2 separate regions of the Homo sapiens genome follow, and region 2 is linked to region 1. Evidence: read pairs that join two places in POLR2A ChIA-PET (ENCODE). Cell type or tissue: PC-9. All regions are shown on one strand. Each heading gives the region's core, and the rest is flanking DNA. Links, peaks and the distances in the headings are about the cores only.

Evidence for each region. Peaks named below come from ENCODE experiments on the same cell type or tissue, not always from the same donor. Only the 100,000 strongest peaks of a DNase experiment are listed, where the experiment ranks them.
Region 2: POLR2A ChIA-PET joins it to region 1 with 12 read pairs; 2 of 35 experiments call an interaction of 5 or more read pairs at or near these places.

The regions. Positions count from the first base shown.
Region 1 is chr12:18,996,932-19,001,327 of GRCh38, forward strand. No RefSeq gene overlaps it. Among named protein-coding and RNA genes, the nearest start is that of PLEKHA5, 130 kb to the right of the region's middle. In PC-9, for the core only: no CTCF peak of the experiment used is centred there; no DNase peak of the experiment used is centred there; H3K27ac peaks cover 1,773 bases.
Region 2 is chr12:19,279,032-19,283,427 of GRCh38, forward strand. It overlaps PLEKHA5 (pleckstrin homology domain containing A5), which reads left to right. Exons shown (of 32, transcript NM_001256470.2): 12 at 4,249-4,396. Among named protein-coding and RNA genes, the nearest start is that of PLEKHA5, 150 kb to the left of the region's middle. In PC-9, for the core only: no CTCF peak of the experiment used is centred there; no DNase peak of the experiment used is centred there.

The DNA of each region.
Region 1 (4,396 bases), core at 179-4,178:
TGAAGTCTTTAAACATTCTACTGCCACCCCCAATCTGCTGTTAACAACATCCAGTGAATTTTACATTGCATTAATTTAGCTCCCAGTTCTAGAATTTCTGTTTGGTTCTTTATGATAGTTTAAAATTCTTTGCTAATATATCTTTTCTGTTTTTCTTTTCATTCTTTGAACATATATATAATAGTCCATTTAAAACCATCACCTGCTAAATTCAAAATATGGGTCATTTTCGAATTGGCTCTTGATTTTGGACTACATGGTCCTGTCTTTAAAACTGTATTAGTAATTTTTTTTAGACTGGATAGTGTAGATAAACTATTGTACAGACTCTGGATTCTGTTATCTTCCTTTGAAAAATTGATGCATTTTCTAAGGCAGCTTAATTACTTGATGATCTGATATATGATGGGCTTGATGAGCTGATGTATGCTCAGTTTTATGCTTTGTTACAAAGGATCTGTGGGAAGTGAAAGATATTTTTTCCAAGTCCTTCTAACTTGGAAGAATTCAACTTCCAACGCTATCTTCCTGATCTTATCAGGGCTTGGTCATAGACTGACTCTATTATGCCAGGTGTACTCTAGGCTGTACCCTAGGCTGGGTTCTTAGAGGCCTTTCTGAGGTCTTAGCTGGATTGTAATAAATATTAGTGAAATGGCCGGGTGTGGTAGCTCACACCTGTAATCCCAGCACTTTGGGAGGCCGAAGTAGGCAGATCACTTTAGACCAGGAGTTCAAGACCAGCCTGGGCAACATGATGAAATCCCATCTCTACTAAAAATACAAAAAAATTAGCCAGGCATGGTGGCACACACCTGTATTCCCAGCTACTTGAGAGGCTGAGGCACAAGAATCACTTGAACCCAGGAGGCAGAGGCTGCAGTGAGACAAGATCACGCCACTGCACTCCAGCCTGGCCAACAGAGTGAGTGAGACTCTGTCTCAAAAATAAAAATAAATAAATAAATAAATAAATAAATAAACAAATAAATAAATATCAGTGAAATGTTAACTGGATTTCTCTCCTATGGCTGGGCTGGAACTCCAAGTCCCCAGCATTAGTAGCTCTAGTCCCTCAATCCTACAACCTCAAGCCTCAGCTCTCTGATAAGCCTTGAGTAGTCTCACCCAGCCCACATCCAGCTTAGTCCTCAATCAGGACTGGTGCGGAACCACCATACCAACTTCTGTACCTGTACACAGCTTCTTCCTCTTCAGTACCCACCTGTCCCAACTGCTTCTGCTGTCCTGAACTCTAACCTCGATCTCTTCAAGCAGAACATCACCACTGTGAATTCTAGCCCCCTGTGCTGTGGTTGGGAAATGTTTCCCAGGTACATTCAGGTCAGTTATGGGTCTTACCTTGTGATTTTTCTTTCTTTCAGGGATCAATCTTGCATTGCCTGTTTTCCACAGTCTGGAAAGCGTTGCCACATGTATTTTGTTCAGTTTCATGGTTGTTGACGGCATGAGGCTAGCCTTGTATCAGTAACTTCATCATAGCCAGAAGCAAAAGACTGAAGACATTAAGCATAAGAGGATACTGAAACAACAAAGTGAAAATTCAATAGACTTCTGGCATCTGCTTTGTCTCAGTCCTTTATTCTGAGGCCAGCCAGTCCACACTCATTCCTCAGGAAGCCCTTAAGTGCTGGCTTCAGCCAAGCACTTCTCTCTGGCATTTGTCCAGACTGTTTGCCAGTTTTACATTCAGCCTTCTTCCTCAAACCTTCAAGTTCGTTCTCACTAGGTTGGGAGGAGAGGGCAGGGGACTTCTCTCCCTAGCCCTGAATTTTTCCCAGGCTTGAAACTAGAAGTTGCGACATTGGCTGAATTTTAAGGAGAAACATCTTCCCTTCTCTATACTTCTCACTGGGCTCTCCACATAGGAAGAGAAGTGGCATCATTCATGGCCCAGCCTCGGAGAAGAGCTGTTCGAAGCAGGCAGCCTATCCTCTGTGGCTTTTGTTCTCTCATCTGCAGGCCTTCTCCCCTCCATGAAGTGCGCGGGTTGCCCTGGAGATGCCCAGCTGCTCTGCCTATCACAGGCTAAATCAGTCTGATTCCCTGGGAGAAAAAGCAGGAATCTACTTGGGCCCTGGGCACAAGGCACATTTCAAATTCATATCTATTAATAAAATAAACCCAGAGTCAAAAGATGTGTGATTAATTGGCCACCTCAAGCCTCAACAATGCCCTGCGTTGAGTCTTCCTCCTTATTTTGGTGACTCACTTAGGCAGTTTCCTTTGACTTTGAAGCTCTTTTGAGGCTCTTGATTTGAACATCTGTCCTTAGTTTTACCAAATGTAAACCTATGTAACATAGTCCTTCTGCCAGCTCCAGCCCTTTGCAACATACACTAACCCTGATTCCTCCTCGCTTATTTCTGACTGAAGATATGTGATTAGAATTCCAAAGGAAAATATCATTTTTTCCTAAATAAGCTGTGTTTGGTGTTGGAGTTTGGCCGTTGGGGTTGATTCAATACACAATATACATCATACCAACAACAAAGGATCTGTCCGCACGTGGACTAGTTAATTTAACTTTGTTCTACTCACCTTGGCTAACCACCTAACTCTTCTAGTTCTTTCTTTTTCTTTTTCTTTTTCTTTTTCTTTTTTGAGATTGAGTCTCACTCTGTTGCCCAGGCTGGAGTGCAATGGCACAATCTTGGCTCACTGCAGCCTCCGCCTCCTGAGTTCAAGCGATTCTCCTGCCTCAGCCCCCAAAGTAGCTGGTATTACAGGCACAAGCCACCACGCCCAGCTAATTTTTGTATTTTTACTAGAGATGGGGTTTCACCATGTTGGACAGGCTGATCTTGAACTCCTGACCTAGTGATCCGCCCACCTCGACCTCCCAAAGTGCTGGGATTACAGGCATGAGCCACCATGCCCGGCCCAACTCTTCTAGTTCTTTATCCAAGTGGAATCTAAGGAGAGAGCATAATGATTACTGGAATTCCAGGACCTTTAGTGGAACAATAACCTGAGTCATGCTGAATTACTAATCAGTAGCAACCTTTATGTAGACCAAGAACAGCATTATCATTGCATACATTAGCAACAGAAGATTCCTCAAAATGAAAGAACTTTCCTTCTTTGATGTTAGACACATGGACGGTTAAATGTTAAAAGAAAACACGATATAAATTTTTAATTCTCAGAGCAGTCAGGTCAATAGTTATGAATTAATTAATTATTATTAGCATCATTTAAAAAATTTACCCGGCAAATATTATATGCAACACTGTGCCTGGCACCACAATGGAGAACAGACAATGGGCTGCCTCAAGGAATGTACAAAGTAGTTGAGAAGGCAAGACACATTCATATGGAAATACTGCCAACAGTACAAAATAGTATGCAAGAAATGTCAGAATAAATAGGACAGGAAATGTGACAGAAAAAGAAGAGCCATTATTGGGTCCTGGAAACTGTTCATCTTCAGTCTCACATTGGATGTTAGGATCTGAGTTGAACTTTATGGTTTAAATAGAATTTATTAGGTTGAATTATACGAAAACATATGTCATTCTTATAGGTCAAAAATGTTGAATATCAGGAATTTTTTTTTTTTTTTTTTTTTTTTTTTTTTTGAGACGGAGTCTCGCTCTGTCGCCCAGGCCGGACTGCGGACTGCAGTGGCGCAATCTCGGCTCACTGCAAGCTCCGCTTCCCGGGTTCACGCCATTCTCCTGCCTCAGCCTCCCGAGTAGCTGGGACTACAGGCGCCCGCCACCGCGCCCGGCTAATTTTTTTTTTTTTTTGTATTTTTAGTAGAGACGGGGTTTCACCTTGTTAGCCAGGATGGTCTCGATCTCCTGACCTCATGATCCACCCGCCTCGGCCTCCCAAAGTGCTGGGATTACAGGCGTGAGCCACCACGCCCGGTTGAATATCAGGAATTTTATATGGTCCAACCCAAGAGCTAGGTGAGTCTCTTTTGTACATGAAAAAGCAAGGATGGACTCTGCAGCAATGGGGCACATTAGAAGTAGAAACCCATGGCCACGCACAGCGGCTCATGCCTATAATCCCAACACTTTGGGAGGCCAAGGTGAGCAGAGTGCTTGAGCCCAAGAGTTCAAGACCAGCCTGGCCAACATAGTGAGACCCCTGTCTCTACAAAAAAGACAAAAATTAGCTGAGCATGGTGTTGTGCACCTGTAGTCCCTGATATTCTGGAGGCTGCAGTGGGAGGATCACTTGAACTCAGGAGGTCAAGACTGCAATGAGCCAAGATTGTGCCACTGCATGCCAGCCTGGGTGGCAGAGAGAGAGAGAGAAAAACTCTGTCTAAAAATAAAAATAAAATGAAAAAAATTTTAAGTAGAAAACCATACACTAAGTTTCAGTGCCTGACACAAAGTTGTATAGCACTCTCTGTTTT
Region 2 (4,396 bases), core at 160-4,159, 280 kb after region 1:
TTTATGATGAAATCATCTTCTAGATGAGAAAAGAGGATCCCAGTTTCAGTTGGCCATTGGCTAGATTTTAATAGCATATTAAAGAGCTCTCTGGTGCGATAAGATTATATCCTTCCTAATTTTTAATACCTTTTTATTTTTAACTAAGTCATTGTGATAGATGAGTATGGTTTTTTAAAAATAATATTCATATCGTGGCAAAATTTAAAAATAGAGGGATTTTTTTAAAAAATCAAAAAGTTTAGGGATCACTGGCATAGTTAAAAGAGTGCTGCTTTAGAAAGTAGGAGACCTGCATTTTAGTTCTATTTAGCCCGCAAGCTCTTTCTGTAACCCCAAGTATGATCTCTTGGACCAGGTGTGGCTCACACCTGTAATCCTGGCACTTTGGGAGGCCAAGGTGGTTGGATCACCTGAGGTCCGGAGTTCAAGACCAGCCTGGCCAACATGGTGAAACCCTGTCCCTACTAAAAATACAAAAATTAGCTGGGTGTAGCAGCAGGCACCTGTAATCACAGCTACTCGGGAGGCTGAGGCAGGAGAATCGTTTGAACCTGGGAGACAGGTCCAGTGAGCGGAGATCATGCCATTGCACTCCAGCCTGGACGACAGAGTGAGACTCCATCTCAAAAAAAAAAAAAATACATACATATATATATAAAATCTCTTGGTCTTTTCTCCCCTACTCCCCTACCCTGCCCCCAATATTCTGAAAGCCCCAGAATATGTAACTCATCCAAGGTCTAAGTACTTAATAGGAAAGCAAGAATCAAAACTTGGCTGTCTTGATTTTTGATCAACCACTTTTCCTGTTTTACTGTTTTCCCACTATATCCCCTCTGGATGCTTTAACCCACAAAGAGAAGGTATATTTAACATGAGATTTTTCTCTTAGTGTAAAGGTAACATAATTTTACTGCCCCAATAGACACAAATTATGCCGGCAGTTTATTAATTAGGTGCCTCATAGTCCAGAATGCACTTAATTCATCACAATGAAACCTGTTTTTTTTTTTTTTTTTTTTTTTTTTTTTGGAGACAGGGCCATCCCTCTGTTGGCCAGGCTGGAGTACAGTGGCACAATCTCAGCTCACTGCAACCTCTGCCTCCTGGGTTCAAGCAGTTCTCCTGCCTCAACCTCCCGAGTAGCTGGGAGTGCAGGAGCATGCTACCACACCTGACTAATATTTTCTAGTTTTTGTAGAGACGGGATTTTGCTATGTTGAACTCCTGACCTCAAGTGATCCACCCGCCTTGGCCTCCCAAAGTGCTGGGATTACAGGGGTGAGCCGCTGCACCCAGCCTGAAATCTTTTTGTAACTATAATATATCAGTATTTGTGCATTGTTACTGACAGGTCTTTGGGTCAAAAGAGAGCTCTTATATCCAGATTATCAGCGAAGGATTCCCAGATTATTAAGAGTATGGTCAAATGATTTTCCCATCAAATATTTAATCCCTTCGGGTCCATGTAATTACCAATATCTCTGACATTTTCACAACCAGTAGGAGCCCATGTAATATTAGGAAAAAGTTGTTAACTAAACATTGAAAGAAGAGATCAGAAAACCTGAGTTTGTGGAGTCCCAACCCTTCCACATACTTGGTTCATTGAATTCTGTTGATTTTGATATTAGGATATAAATTTATGCCTATGGAGATGATTGTATAAGATGAATACTTGTAATTTAATTTTTCTTTTTCTTTTTTTTTTTTTGAGACAGAGTGTCTGTCACCAGCACGATTTCAGCTCACTGCAACCTCCACCTCCCAGGTTTAAGTGATTCTCCTGCCTCAGCCTCCCGAGTAGCTGGAACTACAGGCGTGCGTCACCACACCTGGCTGATTTTTGTATTTTTAGTAGAGACAGGGTTTCACCATGTTGGCCAAGCTGGTCTTGAACTCCTGGCCTCAAGCGATCTGCCTGCCTCAGCCTCCCAAAGTACTGGGATTACAGGCGCAAGCCACCACGCCCAGCCTAATCTTACTTTTTCTAATCTAGATGTTTCTTGTTCTGGTGGTGGTTAAAAAGTTACGTTTGGGAAAAATAAAAAATTAGCCACACATGGTGGCATATATCTGTAGTCCTAGCTACTTAGGAGGCTGAGGCAGGAAGATCACTTGAGCTCAGGAGGACCGGGCTGCAGTGTACTCCACTGCACTCCAGCCTGGGTGACAGAGTGAGAATCCATCTCAAAAAAAAAAAAAAAAGTATGTTTGTATTTAGAATTTGAATTATACCTACACCTCTGTATCTAAAGGAAATGGAGGCCAGGCGCTCACTCCTGTAATCCTGGCACTTTAGGAGGCTGAGGCAGGCAGATTGCCTGAGCTCAGGAGTTTGAGATCGCCCTGGGCAACATGGCAAAACCCCATCTCTACAAAAGTACAAAAAATTAGCTGGGCATGGTGGCTGGTGCCTGTAGTCCCAGCTACTCAGGGGCCTGAGGCAGGAGAATCACTCGAACCTGAGAGGCGGAGGTTGCAGTGAGCTGAGATTGTGCCAATGCACTTCAGCCTGGGCAACAGAGCAAAACACTATCTCCAAAAAAAAAAAAAGATAATAGGGAAACACAAATGCTAACTTTACGTAGAGTTTTTAATTGATTCTTTTTTTTCTGGCTCACTTCTCCCCTAACTTTTAAAAATCTTTTTTATATCATGAATTTCACCTAGTATGAAGTTGGCACTGTGATAGTTTTATAAACTCAAAAGAGTATGTTTATCAAAGTGGTTTTTGTTGTTGTTGTTGTTGTTGTTGTTGTTTTGAGATGGAGTCTCACTCTGTCGCCCAGGCTGGAGTGCACTGGCGCGATCTTGTCTCGCTGCAAGCTCGGCTTCCTGGGGTCACGCCATTCTCCTGCCTCAGCCTCCCAAGTAGCTGGGACTACAGGCACCTGCCACCACGCCCGGCTAATTTTTTTGTATTTTTCGAAGAGACGGGGTTTCACTGTGTTAGCCAGGATGGTCTCGATCTCCTGACCTCTTGATCCGCCTGCCTCCGCCTCCCAAAGTGCTGGGATTACAGGCGTGAGCCACTGCGCCCGGCCCAAAGTGGTTTTTTTAAAAATAGTAAACTGAAATTGTATTCTTTCATTTTTGGAAATGGTAGTATTCTGTGCTTAGTAATATGCAATTACATATCCAATTCCCAAAATTAACATTTTAAAAGAATTATACTTTGCATGCATAATGTACATGAAGCATTTTTAGATTGCTTTAAGAAGCCTCCTGAAAAATATTCTACCATCTATGAAGTGGAATATTAATTACTGTGCTGGAAACTTTGCAAAATTGCTGAGATTGCACTTTTATATCTGAAATATTGTGATATTTAAGTATTTTATCTTTAATAGAATTCTGAGCATCAGCTCCAAGTCACTTTTATATCTCAAGTTAGGAAAAGCTATGAAAGGAAGTTATTCCTTCAAACCAAATGTACTGATGTATTTACTCCCATAAATAACCATACTTCCTGAAAGAAAACATACAACAGAATAGTCAACATATACTTGTAGTAATTTATTTCCTGTCTTTATGCTCTATGGGTATAACTCACTTCATATTTCATCCATACATAGAAATCCTAGTCCTCTGATGAGATGTATAAAAATGAGAGTTTATTTATATAAAAACAAATAAAATATAGTGACAGAATTGAGATTAGATTTTAAACATTCTTATTTCTCAAATGAAGTATAATACTCTTTCATCTTTAAATCAAACTCTACATTGTGTGGAACTAATAGTCTTTTGTGTAATTGATATAGATGCTGTTTATCTTGTATTAAGTGTGTTAAATCGAATTTCATTAAAAAGATTAAAATCTGTTAATAGTTTATACCTTGGATAATATTTTGATCTTTAAAAAAATACATTCTAAGCTGGGCACGGTGGCTCATGCTTGTAATCCCAGCACTTTGGGAGGCCGAAGTGGGTGGATTACCTGAGGTCAGGAATTCAAGATCAGCCGGGCATGGTGGTGGATGCCTGTAATCCCAGCTACCCAGGAGGCTGAGGCAGGAGAATCGCTTGAGCCCAGGAGGCGGAGGTTGCAGTGAGCCGAGATCACGCCATTGCACTCCAGCTTGGGCAACAGAGCGAGACTCTTGTCTCCCAAAAAAAAAAAAAAAAAAAAAAAATTCTAATGTATATTTTACTTACTGGAACAAAAGAAATGTACTCTAATTTAGAATTTGGAAAATAACCCTCCTTCATGTTTACATTTTAATTATTTTTTTATTTTAGAGTAATTTCTTACCAAACATTACCAAGAAATATGCCAAGTCACAGAGCCCAGATTATGGCCCGCTACCCTGAAGGTTATAGAACACTCCCAAGAAACAGCAAGACAAGGCCTGAAAGTATCTGCAGTGTAACCCCTTCCACTCATGAC